Linked DNA regions of Homo sapiens: region 1 is linked to region 2. The links are chromatin loops, found by intact Hi-C in ENCODE. Cell type or tissue: sigmoid colon. All regions are shown on one strand.

Region 1 (5,000 bases), 88 kb before region 2:
GCACTGGTTTCTTGTGTCCTCAACCACAGTGAGATCTGTGGAGCAAATGGCCTTGCTTGGTTTCATCAAAGGAATGTAGAGGTGTCTTCAGAGTCTTTGTCCTCCCTGGTCACTTTCCTGGTGGCTGCTGTTGCCATAGGCAAGTTCTGGGGGAGGTTGCCATCAGAAAAGGGTGTGCAAGACAAGTGCATAGGGGCTGTGTTTTATGCATGTGCCAAGAGAAAAGTCTCTTGTCTTTGCCTGTTTTGGTGTTGGCACTTGGCTTAGAAGAGCACAGAAACTTGGGCCCAGAAGTGTTTCTGCCTTCCTCTCCCTGTGCTTCCACAAGAGTACCCCTGGGGTCAGGGGAGCCACGAGAGCCTCCTGGAGTATGTGACTGCAGGGTAAAGAACTTCCTTTAGTTTCGTGGCCCTTGGAAGCAGGGGGTGTGGAATGACTCAAGCTGGCATAGGCTCATATCCAGAATATTCCCCTTGTGGCTTCCTGCCTGGGTCAAGGCCAAGCTTCCTGGGCCTTAAGGGGCTCTCTTAAGAGATCAGACCTAGCAGTGAATGCCTGCTTCACCCTCTCCTGAGCAGCTGTCATACAAGGTATTAGTTATGTGCCAAAAATGTTCTGACGGAGACACGCCAATGGCCTTGGTTGGAATGCCGGAAAACATTCATCCCGCTGGTGGCTGTGGTGCTGACAGTGGGTACTGTCACCCTCCTGCAGTCTGGGCTTCATGTGGACATGTGTGCACTATTTATGTGGCTAACAGGCTTCCTTACTGAGGGCAAAGTTTACATGCCATAAAAAGTCCATTAGCTGAATTTAAGCTTCTCCAGAGATCATGGGGTCTAATCTGTACTTGGCATTTGACGTGGAGAGAATTGAAAATCCCAAGGACCCTTTCTGCTGGGCTGTTGCTGGGATTGAAGAGAGAGCTTCGCTGAAGGCGTGAATAGGTGAATGGATGTATTAGGTGAGTGAGTGAGAGAACGATATCATTGGGGCCAACTGCTTGTCTCACAAGGCTGTGAATAGAAGTGAGGCTATTTTTGGATAGGTATTCAGTAAACAGCCTTTTATTTTTAATGCCAAGTGGCACAAAGTTAGCCATGGTAACAAGACAGTTTTGTTAAAGTGTTTAAAAATACCATTCCCTGTTTTTAAATCAATGGTTCGAAAGCTTTTTTGTTTTTACTCTTCAGCTAAAGACTTTGCCAGGCTGAGAAGCAGTACCAGTTGACCTTTTCCCAGTTGTACATCCTAAGCCTGAGTTTAAGATTGTCTCTGCACTCAGGCAGTGTCCTTTGGCTCATCTGAAAGTGGGCCAGTTCTGCTGGCTCCTCTCCTTTCTGGGAAGTTCACCCAAGTCCCTGAGCCAAGAAGAACAGAAGGTTTGTCTGAGTCAATACCTCTACTGCATGCCTGGGCCCAGCAGAGCTTATGTTGGGTCAGTAGTCCAACCTTCAAGGCCTCACTTGAGGACCCCCCGGTCCAGCAAACGGCACAGTGTGAGATGATGGGGGGCCGTGAAATGACACCCTAGATTATGAGAGGCAGAGAAGTGCTGTGTGAAAAAAAAAACCCAGAAGCTTTAGAACCAGTAGATCCTGAGCTTGAATCCTGGCTCTGCCACTCACTAGCCGCATGAGCCTTGTCAAGTGCTATGACTCTCCCGAGCCTCAATATGCTCACCTGTCAGATGGGGATGATGATATGCATACTGCATGGGTGGTTCTGAGTGCTTCATGATGATAATGAGCGTTAAGTGCCATGTAAAGCATAGATACATGAGGAGCAAGATCCTAACAGCCTGACTTCGGGTCTTGCACTACCACTCACATGACCCTGAAGCTCAGAGAGATCAAGTGACTTGCTCGGTTTTCTGTATACATGGGCATGCCTTCCCTTCCCTTCTAGTCACATCCTGCATCACAGGCGGTGGATGAGCCTGTCAGTGGTAATGATGGATCCTGTGATCAGTCCTCTCCTCTTGCCAGCCGGGCCAGAGGGAACACCCCATGGGCCGTGGGTGCTGACCAGCTCCTGTCTGCACACTGGGGCTGTAATGATTTCAAGACCATCCCCCTCACCTCAGGTTTGGGGAATTTGGAGCAGAAGGGATGTAGAGAGCACTGCCTTGCCGTGGCAGTCCCAGGGGTCCGCCCCAGCCTTCTGATCACTAGCAGGCCTCAGGACTAGCCAGGCTGTGGAGCTCGGCCTGACCCTGACCTTGGGCCCTGAACTCCACTGGTGCCCCGCTTGTCATGCACAGCCCCGTCAGAGCCGGCTCCCTGGGCTGAGGGGCTGCCCTGTGCTCCTCTGAGTCCCCGGCCGAGCGCACCGAATTATGTAATGCTGCTGAGCCAACATTTACGCGTCTCAGCCAATTTGCTGGCCTAGAGTTACACTGTGCAGATGCTCTGCCTTACGGCTTGCTTTTGTCTCGGAGGCCGTAAGCAGATAGCATAACCCTGCTTACCATTAGACATTTCGCAAATCATCTAGGCTCGAGCGTGCTGCAGCCAGACAGTTCATTTATGCTGCAAAGGGTATGATTTGTAAAGTAATAAATTTCCCATCTTTCTGCCAGCAATAAAGTACAGCAAGCCGGCGAGGCCAAAGCCCTCCAAAAATATACTGGCTCCCAGCGAGACCTGGAAGAGAGCTCTTTCTGGTTCTGCTTCTCTCTGTTCCTGAATTCGTTGAATTCTGGGAAGTCAGGTTTGGGCCATAAATCCCCCTACCATCTGGGTGACCCTGAGACCCAGCACAGATGTGTTACTAGCATGGGTAATTGACCGCTACCATGACACAGTTGTCACTTCCGGGTCCCTCTTGGTTCTGGCATTAGAAGAAGGCCTTGCTGGACCTCATTCAGACTGGGATGGAAAGTTGTTGACTGTGTCACCCCTATTTGTGGCTATGTGTCTGTGCTTGGGACCCAGGCAAGGCTCTTTCTCCTGTGAAGTTAGTGGCCTACAGTGATGGGTGTGTGTGTGCTGGTAGGAGCTCCTCTCAGTCTCCCGTGATGGCCCGCAAGGGCAAGTGTTTGGTCAGCCCCAAAGGGTTCTCTGTTGTGAAGGTGGCTGCTCTGAGCAGAAGGTCAGGGACAGGCTCAGAATTAGCCTTAGGAGTCTGGGTCCCAATTTCCTTGTTGGAGGAGGCTCAGTGGGTGGCGGGCACTTGCCACCAGCAGATGCTTCCTTAGAAGCAGGAGTTGTCAAGGAGCCCCTGGAGTTTCAGCCCAAAGTGGCAGCTGTGGTCTGGGACCCTGATGGGCAAACAGGTGGCTTGGAGTCCCCAGTTTTGGCCAGACCCTTTCTTCTTGCCCCCTTCTTCTGTTTAGAGGGGCCGGGCTGTGTCTCTGACCTCTGTTGCAGATGATGGTGAGGCCTCACGCAGCTCCCACTCTCTGCTTGTGGGAGCTATCACTGTTTCCTCTGAGGGAAAGATGGGCCTGAAAATGGCAAAAAGTCTCACATTTAGCTCTGATGGTTTCCTCTCGCCCTCACCTTCTCAATCTTCATATGTTCTCTCTTTTTTTCCTCTTCATTCTTCTTTTCCACATCTGCCTCCACTTGTTCCACCTTTGATATTTGCTAAAATTTTGTTCCATTTAAAAATTATATAATGTTTGGGGACTAGATAAAAGTAGGAAAATGAAGTTACAGTGAAATGGCTCAAACACAGTCACTGTGTCTGTTGTGTTCTATTGTTTCTAGGCTGAGGGTTTCCAACTGGGCTGTGGAGGCCCCAGAAAGGGACGTCCCCCTTCACTTAGGGCAGCCCTGCTATCACCTGTGGACACAGGGCCTCTTCTAGAGTTCTTTGTCCTAAGTGGGGTGGGTAGATAGAGTCTCCTCCCTACTGTCGTGAGGAGAGTCTGCTTTTTATAAAGTTGCTCCCAGCATCAGAGGCCAGCCCCAGTGGTGGGAAGGAAGGATGGCAAAGCCCCAGGAATGTCCCTGCCCTGACTTAGCTCCCACAGCCTCTTCGATTCTGCTGTCTACACCCCAGCTTCTCCACCTGACAGTCTCACCCTTCATCTCTTCCAGGTCTTGGCTCAGGCACCTCACTCAGCTCCAGCATTCGCTGCGTGTTGATCTCAGTTTTCTCAGGGGTGTGGGGGAGTTGATAGTTCCTGCCTGATAGGATTGTGAGGATTAAAGGAGATGATCTGGCATGCAGAAGGTTTCAGCAAATGTTGGCCAACAATGCAGGTTCAATGTATGCATCGGGCACAGGGCCACCTTATTGCTCAATCCGAGGGTGCCCACACATGTCAGTGTATGTGACCTTCCCTGACCCTATTGGGCAGTGCACAGCCTTTGCCCTGTATGTGGCAGCCCTGAAGGTGATGTTTCCAGTCCTGGGACTGGAAAATGAGGGTCTGGGAGAGAAGTTTGTTTTTGGAGAGGTAGGGGAGTCCGGTGTGGGGGTTAAAGTGGAAGACTCAATTCTTTTGCTCTGGGAGAGTGAGCAGGGAGGGGCAGGGTAGGGTGACTCAGGCCGCAGGGAGGAAGCTGCTTACTGCAGTCTTTAGCTCTTTGGAGAAAGATGAGGACCAGAAGCTGAAAGTGTGGTCAGGACCTGTTGGCCAAAAGACCAGAGGAGAAAGGCTGCAGAGAAAGAAAAGTTGCCATGGGTTACCAGGAAGGAAGACCTGAAACTGGTGCTGAGGCTCTAGGGAGCAGTTGTCCCAGGAAGGAAACCCTGGACCAAACTGCCCTCTCCTGCCACAGCTGCAGGGGTGCCCAGAGTTCAGGTCTGGGTGCAAAGGGGAGGGTAGGTGGGGATTGGCAGAGGATTCCCTGAACTCTGTAAGACATCACGGGTCATTCTCTCTCCAGTGAAAGGGCAAATGCTTGTTGAGCAGGTACAATGCACTAGGGACTGTGTGAGGGACTTGATGTATATTAGCTCTTTTAATCCTTAGGACAGCCCTGTGAACAGGCATTAGAATGGGGAAACTGAGACTCAGAGATGTTACATGACTTGTCCAAGTTTTT
Region 2 (5,000 bases):
GATTTGGAGGGTGTCTTTCTGGGATTTTCAGCTTTTTACTCTCCTCAAGGAGCAGTTACAAACCTGAAGCCAAGGCGGTGACCTTTAACCTGTGACATTGGGACTGTTTTCCTCCTCTGGCCCAGCAGGGCCATCAGAGGGCTTCCTTGCCAGGGAGTACACGACCTGCTAGGAGTGCTCTAGGGCACATTCATGCAGACACTGAGTGTGTGCAGACTGTGGTGGTGAGTGGCTGCTGTCCTCTGCTGTGGGTGCTGGGTCCCCCATCAGACGCTGGGGAGTCCCGGCACCCTGTTCTAAGTTAGCCAAGGGAGTTATTAGCAGAAGATCTGCAGACAGTTCCGGTCACTTCACAGAGCAAACTAGGCCAAGGAGGGCCTCTGGAGGAGTAGTGTCAGCTATGTTTTGTGGGAGACAGAATCCTGGCTGCTCTCTGGCCGGTTCAAAGGGTGTTTGTCTGCATGTTCTTCATTTCTATACTCTGCTAACACAGAGGGCTCTGGGGCCTCGCTGTGTGCACGTGAATGTATGTGTGTGTGCGTGTGCACCCATGGAAATGGGTGAGTGTGGGAGGGGTGGGAGTCGCTTAGTGGGGAGAAGGGGAGTGAGGAGGAAGTGCTTCCTATGGAGAGAGTGTTTCTAAGACACTCTTCTGTGAGTTTGACAAGGCAGCCCAGGCTGGGTTGGTTTCCAGGGTCAGGGAAAGGCCACTCTATTTACACACCTTTGCGGAGGAGCATGGAGGGCAGGGCGGGGGCTGGGGATTAATGAGCAGTGTTATTGCCTGTCAGGAGGCTCATGTGATATTGTTTTGATATGGGGGGCCCCCAGAAGCAAACACAACAGGCAAGTTATAAGTGGAAGAAAAGGCGAAGAAAAGGTGGCCTCGCCCCAGCCATTGAGCATTCCCCTTCTCAGCAGGGAGTGGGTCCCAGGACTCCCTCCTCGCCCCATCGCCTTCAGGTGGATCACTGGAAGGCGGCACCAAGGCCAGCTCCCAAGATAACATCGGCCAGGAGTGCCCGGCAGCAAAAATTAAACATCATAGTTGCTAATGAGTAAACTGAGCAAGCCCTTTTTCCAGGACCATTCGGGGTGATGGACGAGGCAGCCTGAGTGACAAATGAGGAACTGAGAGGCTTGCCTGACCCAAAGTAGACAGGCCCAGAGTGGACAGGCCCAGTGAGGGCTTCCACCTCCTGAGAAAGGCTGACCACCCCCAGGACTGGGAGGGGCAGGACGCTGGGTGAGAATGGGACACCCACCTCTTCTTTTTTTGCCTTAGTGTAAGCCAATTCCTCTGGCAGGGCTGACTGTAGTTGTGACCAAATACAGTCACCTGACCCTGAATGGGAGGGGGAATTCTGCCACAGACAAATCCATGGATAGACAACTCCAAATGCTGGGGATGGCGTGTAGCGAGCAGAGGCCAGGGCTGAAGTGGCTGTCCTAGGTGGGAAGCGGGTGAAGACTGAGATTCTCCACAGAGAGGGTGCAGGAGCTCCCCAGCTGGGGCTGATAGAGCAGCCTCTATGCCAGCTTGCCATCTGTTACCCATTGCTTTGCCCTCCTGACCTGGGAGATTCCAACCTTTCCTATCAAATTCAGCACTAGGTTTTCTGCCCCAAGAAGCCCTCCCTGAGCCTGCTCAGCCAGTGAGCAAAACTCCCTGCCCTGAGCCCCTGCCTTTTTAGCAGGTACTTCTCTGAGTTTAGTGCTTGCTGGACAATGCTTGCTTACCTGCCTTTGTAAGAAACCCTTAATCCGAGGCCTCTTTCATAGAAAGCATTTAGTAAGTCCTTGTTGATCACTGGATTGCTTTAAATGCACATTCCTATTCATCTGTCATCCAACAAGTTCTGTTTATGTTCCCAGGGCCAGCCACACAGGAGCTCCCAGTGAGCACGTAAGAAGCCCTGTATAACCTGAAGAACAAAATATTGGGATGGATAGCAAAGGAGAGTTCAGCTCCAGGGAGCTCGTTGTAGAGTCAGAGCTGGGTTCAAATCCCACTTCCACCATTCATGGCTGTGTGACCTTAGGGAATACACTTCACCTCTCTGTGTCATAGTTTCCTTGTCTGTAAAACAGAGATAGTATTACCTACCTCATAGGTTTGCCATGAGAAGTCAATGATGTATGTAGAGGACACACACATACAGTGGCTGTTATTGTCAGTTCAGTACCAGTTGGAGCCACAGCATTGCGTTAGATCTCAGATGTCATTTAAAGGGGCCCATGGAGGAGCACTGAGAAAATCGTCTGGATTATTCAGGGCAGGGCCCAGCTGTTGAGGGCAAGAATTGTTCTTGAGAAATGAATGGGAGTGGGTATTGTCTGCCTAATGCTGCTGTTGGATCACAGGGTTGCATGGCTCTGAGTTCGAGGGAGGCTGGGGGGACTCAGCACAGCGACAGTGGATGGGACAGCTCTGTCGGTGACACCCACTGCAAGCCTGCCTCTGAAGGCTTACAGTGAAGAGAAGGGCTGGGCTGCAACACTTAACCTCTCTAGAACCTGCAGGATTTTACCCCCTCACAAAATACTTGCATTTCTGTTAAGTTTTACTAAGTGCAAACTTGTCTTTTGAATAGAGGCATGTGTGCATTTCAAGACGTTCCTTGCAGTTGCACCAATTTTTTAAAAGTAATGAGCTTTTTTCCCCCCTTAAAGCATGAGGCTGACATCAGAGAACAGTTTTTGATCCCAGTTTTAAAAACGAACTGAGTGGCTTAGCAATGGTGGGAACCCCAGGCAACTTGTTGGCTCACTTTCCCTCAGTTTCATTGAAAAGAATTTCTACAGTGTGCCCACATCACAGGGCATGATGCACTTTGGATTATTCAAAGTTTAGAAACATTTAGGTGATTATGGTAAATCATTCATGCAAACAGCGATAAATGCAATTTATTCTTTTGTGCAATCTTACAAGGAGAGCAGAAATCGCAGCCCTTTTCTCTAGTTCTCAGTCCTTTTGGTGACATCTAGTGGAAGATCTTTGAAAAACACATTTGCTTCTATGGTGTTCCTCCAAAGGTAAGCCCATCCAATTAAGTCATTTAAACCTTGGTTCCACCTACAAGTCCCTCTGTGTTTCAGTCTCTGAGTTAGAAATTCCAAGGCCAAATGGACTCTCTTTGGCTGCTGGTAAGCACGTGCCATCCGGGACCCTATATCACAGTAGTCAGAAACTCTGCATTTGAATCTGGTTGTCACTTTTCAGCAGTGTGATCACCTCCAGCTAAAAAATGCATCTAATAATAGGACCTGCCCTATAGGGTTATTGCAAGGACCAAACGAAATGATACCCATGAAGGACTCAGCACAGTACCTGACATACAGTAAATATCAGTCTGACCAGCTAACAGTGGCCACAATTTTCCATTACCCTCCATCCACACTGCAGATCCTACCTGCACAAACAATGCTCTTGGGTGGAGGGCCGCATAGTATGGTTTGACTAAGCAGTTTGCTGGTATTAACTATGAAGTGGTATCATTTTAAGATCAGCTTCTTAAAAAGATAATGCAGTCCCCCACCTCCTCCACCGTTCTCTCTCATTTCAAATCAAGAAATAGGAATACATAATCTAGACCCAGCAAAGATCTTGGAAAAGAAACGTAACATAACTCCTTATGTTCAGATAAAATTTTGAAAAATCAACTTTCAGGTTTAAGTTGGAAATCTTTGCCTTTCATGGAAAAGATTGGTTGTGTGATGGTCTAGGACCTTCTGTTTTGAGGAGTTTGTATTAGGCACAGTTTGGGAAGGAAAAATGATCCTTTACATTCGGCCACGATATGAAGTGTACTGCATATTTCTTCCTGGTTAAAGTCTGCTTTAGACGCAGGCTTCTTTCTTTTCTTTCTCTTTTCTTTTTTCCTCTTTCTTTCTTTCAAGAGACGGAAAGAGTCTTCTGTGTATTTTAGGCAAATTTAGGTTAAGGTGTAAGTGCCCTTTGAAGCAAAAAGTGTCCATGTTTTGCTAACATATATTTTAGCTACTCTGGCTTGGCTGAGGTCTTCCTAGATAATCAACATCCCTCAACAGCCTTGGCGGTGAGAAGGCACGTGAAAGCTGCCAGCACATCCCAGGAGCCTTGGCTGTGGCGGCTTCTCCTTGGAAAGCTCCACGCACCCTTCTGCCAGGGATCCTGTCCTGCAGGGATGACAGACCCAGCAGCCTCGGCAGAGGGAATGAGGCTCCAGCAGCTTCATCAGCAAGTGGCCAGGCCCAGCCCTAAGTCACAGACTGTCAGAAGGGGACAATGGTAGGAGAGAGCTGGGCTCAGGGTCTGGAGCCTGCCACATGCCACCTGCACGGCTTTGGATACACTCCCTCCTTCATCTGTGGAACGGGGAATGGGGATAACACCCTGGCCCAAGGGTCACACAGAACCAAAAGGTGAGACTTTATAAAAATTCTCTCTACAAACCACTGGGGCCAGCAGATGGCCCACACCCACCCAGGTTGCAGTGAACACTGTGGAGCATCCAAGGAGTTGTGGGAGCAGGGTGGGGGTTGAGGGGGATGGACTGCCCTGCCCCCACATCCTGGGACTGCAGAAGCCGACTTAAGACCTGTGACTCACGGGCACAATAACTGGAACACACCAGTCACAACAACGGTTTAACATTTTACTAAATCAACTCACACAAATTCCAAATTGCAAATATAATTAAGGACAACAGATTCTGCTTTGCCTTATTAAATCTTTCATTTTCAAATCCATCAATAAGACAAAAAGTAACCAAAAATTAGGTCTGTTGCAAATTCATGATTCTTCTGAGGGGGGAAACCAAAAGAACATTAGAGTAAAAAGAACGCCACTGGAGGATGTACAATAAAGCACCACAACACACGCTTACAAACGGGGCTTCCTGGCTTCGGTGACAGGTAAAAGACGCTGTTCTCCCCACTGCTGTGCGTCAATCAGGGTTTCATTAAAATAAAACTATAAAATCTCCTAGGTTACACTAAGTCAGACACGGTCTGGAACA

The links. Hi-C counts contacts between places; a loop is a spot of excess contacts. Peaks named below come from ENCODE experiments on the same cell type or tissue, not always from the same donor. Only the 100,000 strongest peaks of a DNase experiment are listed, where the experiment ranks them.
Region 1: it touches region 2 in a loop (2.3-fold over the local background); 9 of 110 quality-filtered maps call a loop at or near these places.

What each region holds. Positions count from the first base shown.
Region 1 is chr5:135,241,684-135,246,683 of GRCh38, forward strand. The region is part of intron 3 of PITX1-AS1 (PITX1 antisense RNA 1); the gene reads left to right. The region is part of intron 2 of LINC02900 (long intergenic non-protein coding RNA 2900); the gene reads right to left. Among named protein-coding and RNA genes, the nearest start is that of LINC02900, 4.0 kb to the right of the region's middle. RefSeq lists an enhancer at 4,944-5,000. In sigmoid colon, no CTCF peak of the experiment used is centred here; DNase peaks (open chromatin) are centred at 1,328, 1,978 and 2,408; H3K27ac peaks cover 908 bases.
Region 2 is chr5:135,329,758-135,334,757 of GRCh38, forward strand. It overlaps MACROH2A1 (macroH2A.1 histone), which reads right to left. Exons shown (of 9, transcript NM_138610.3): 9 at 4,624-5,000. It overlaps PITX1-AS1 (PITX1 antisense RNA 1), which reads left to right. Exons shown (of 6, transcript NR_161235.1): 4 at 4,001-4,404. Among named protein-coding and RNA genes, the nearest start is that of MACROH2A1, 67 kb to the right of the region's middle. In sigmoid colon, a CTCF peak has its summit at 2,986 (motif pointing left); a DNase peak (open chromatin) is centred at 4,134.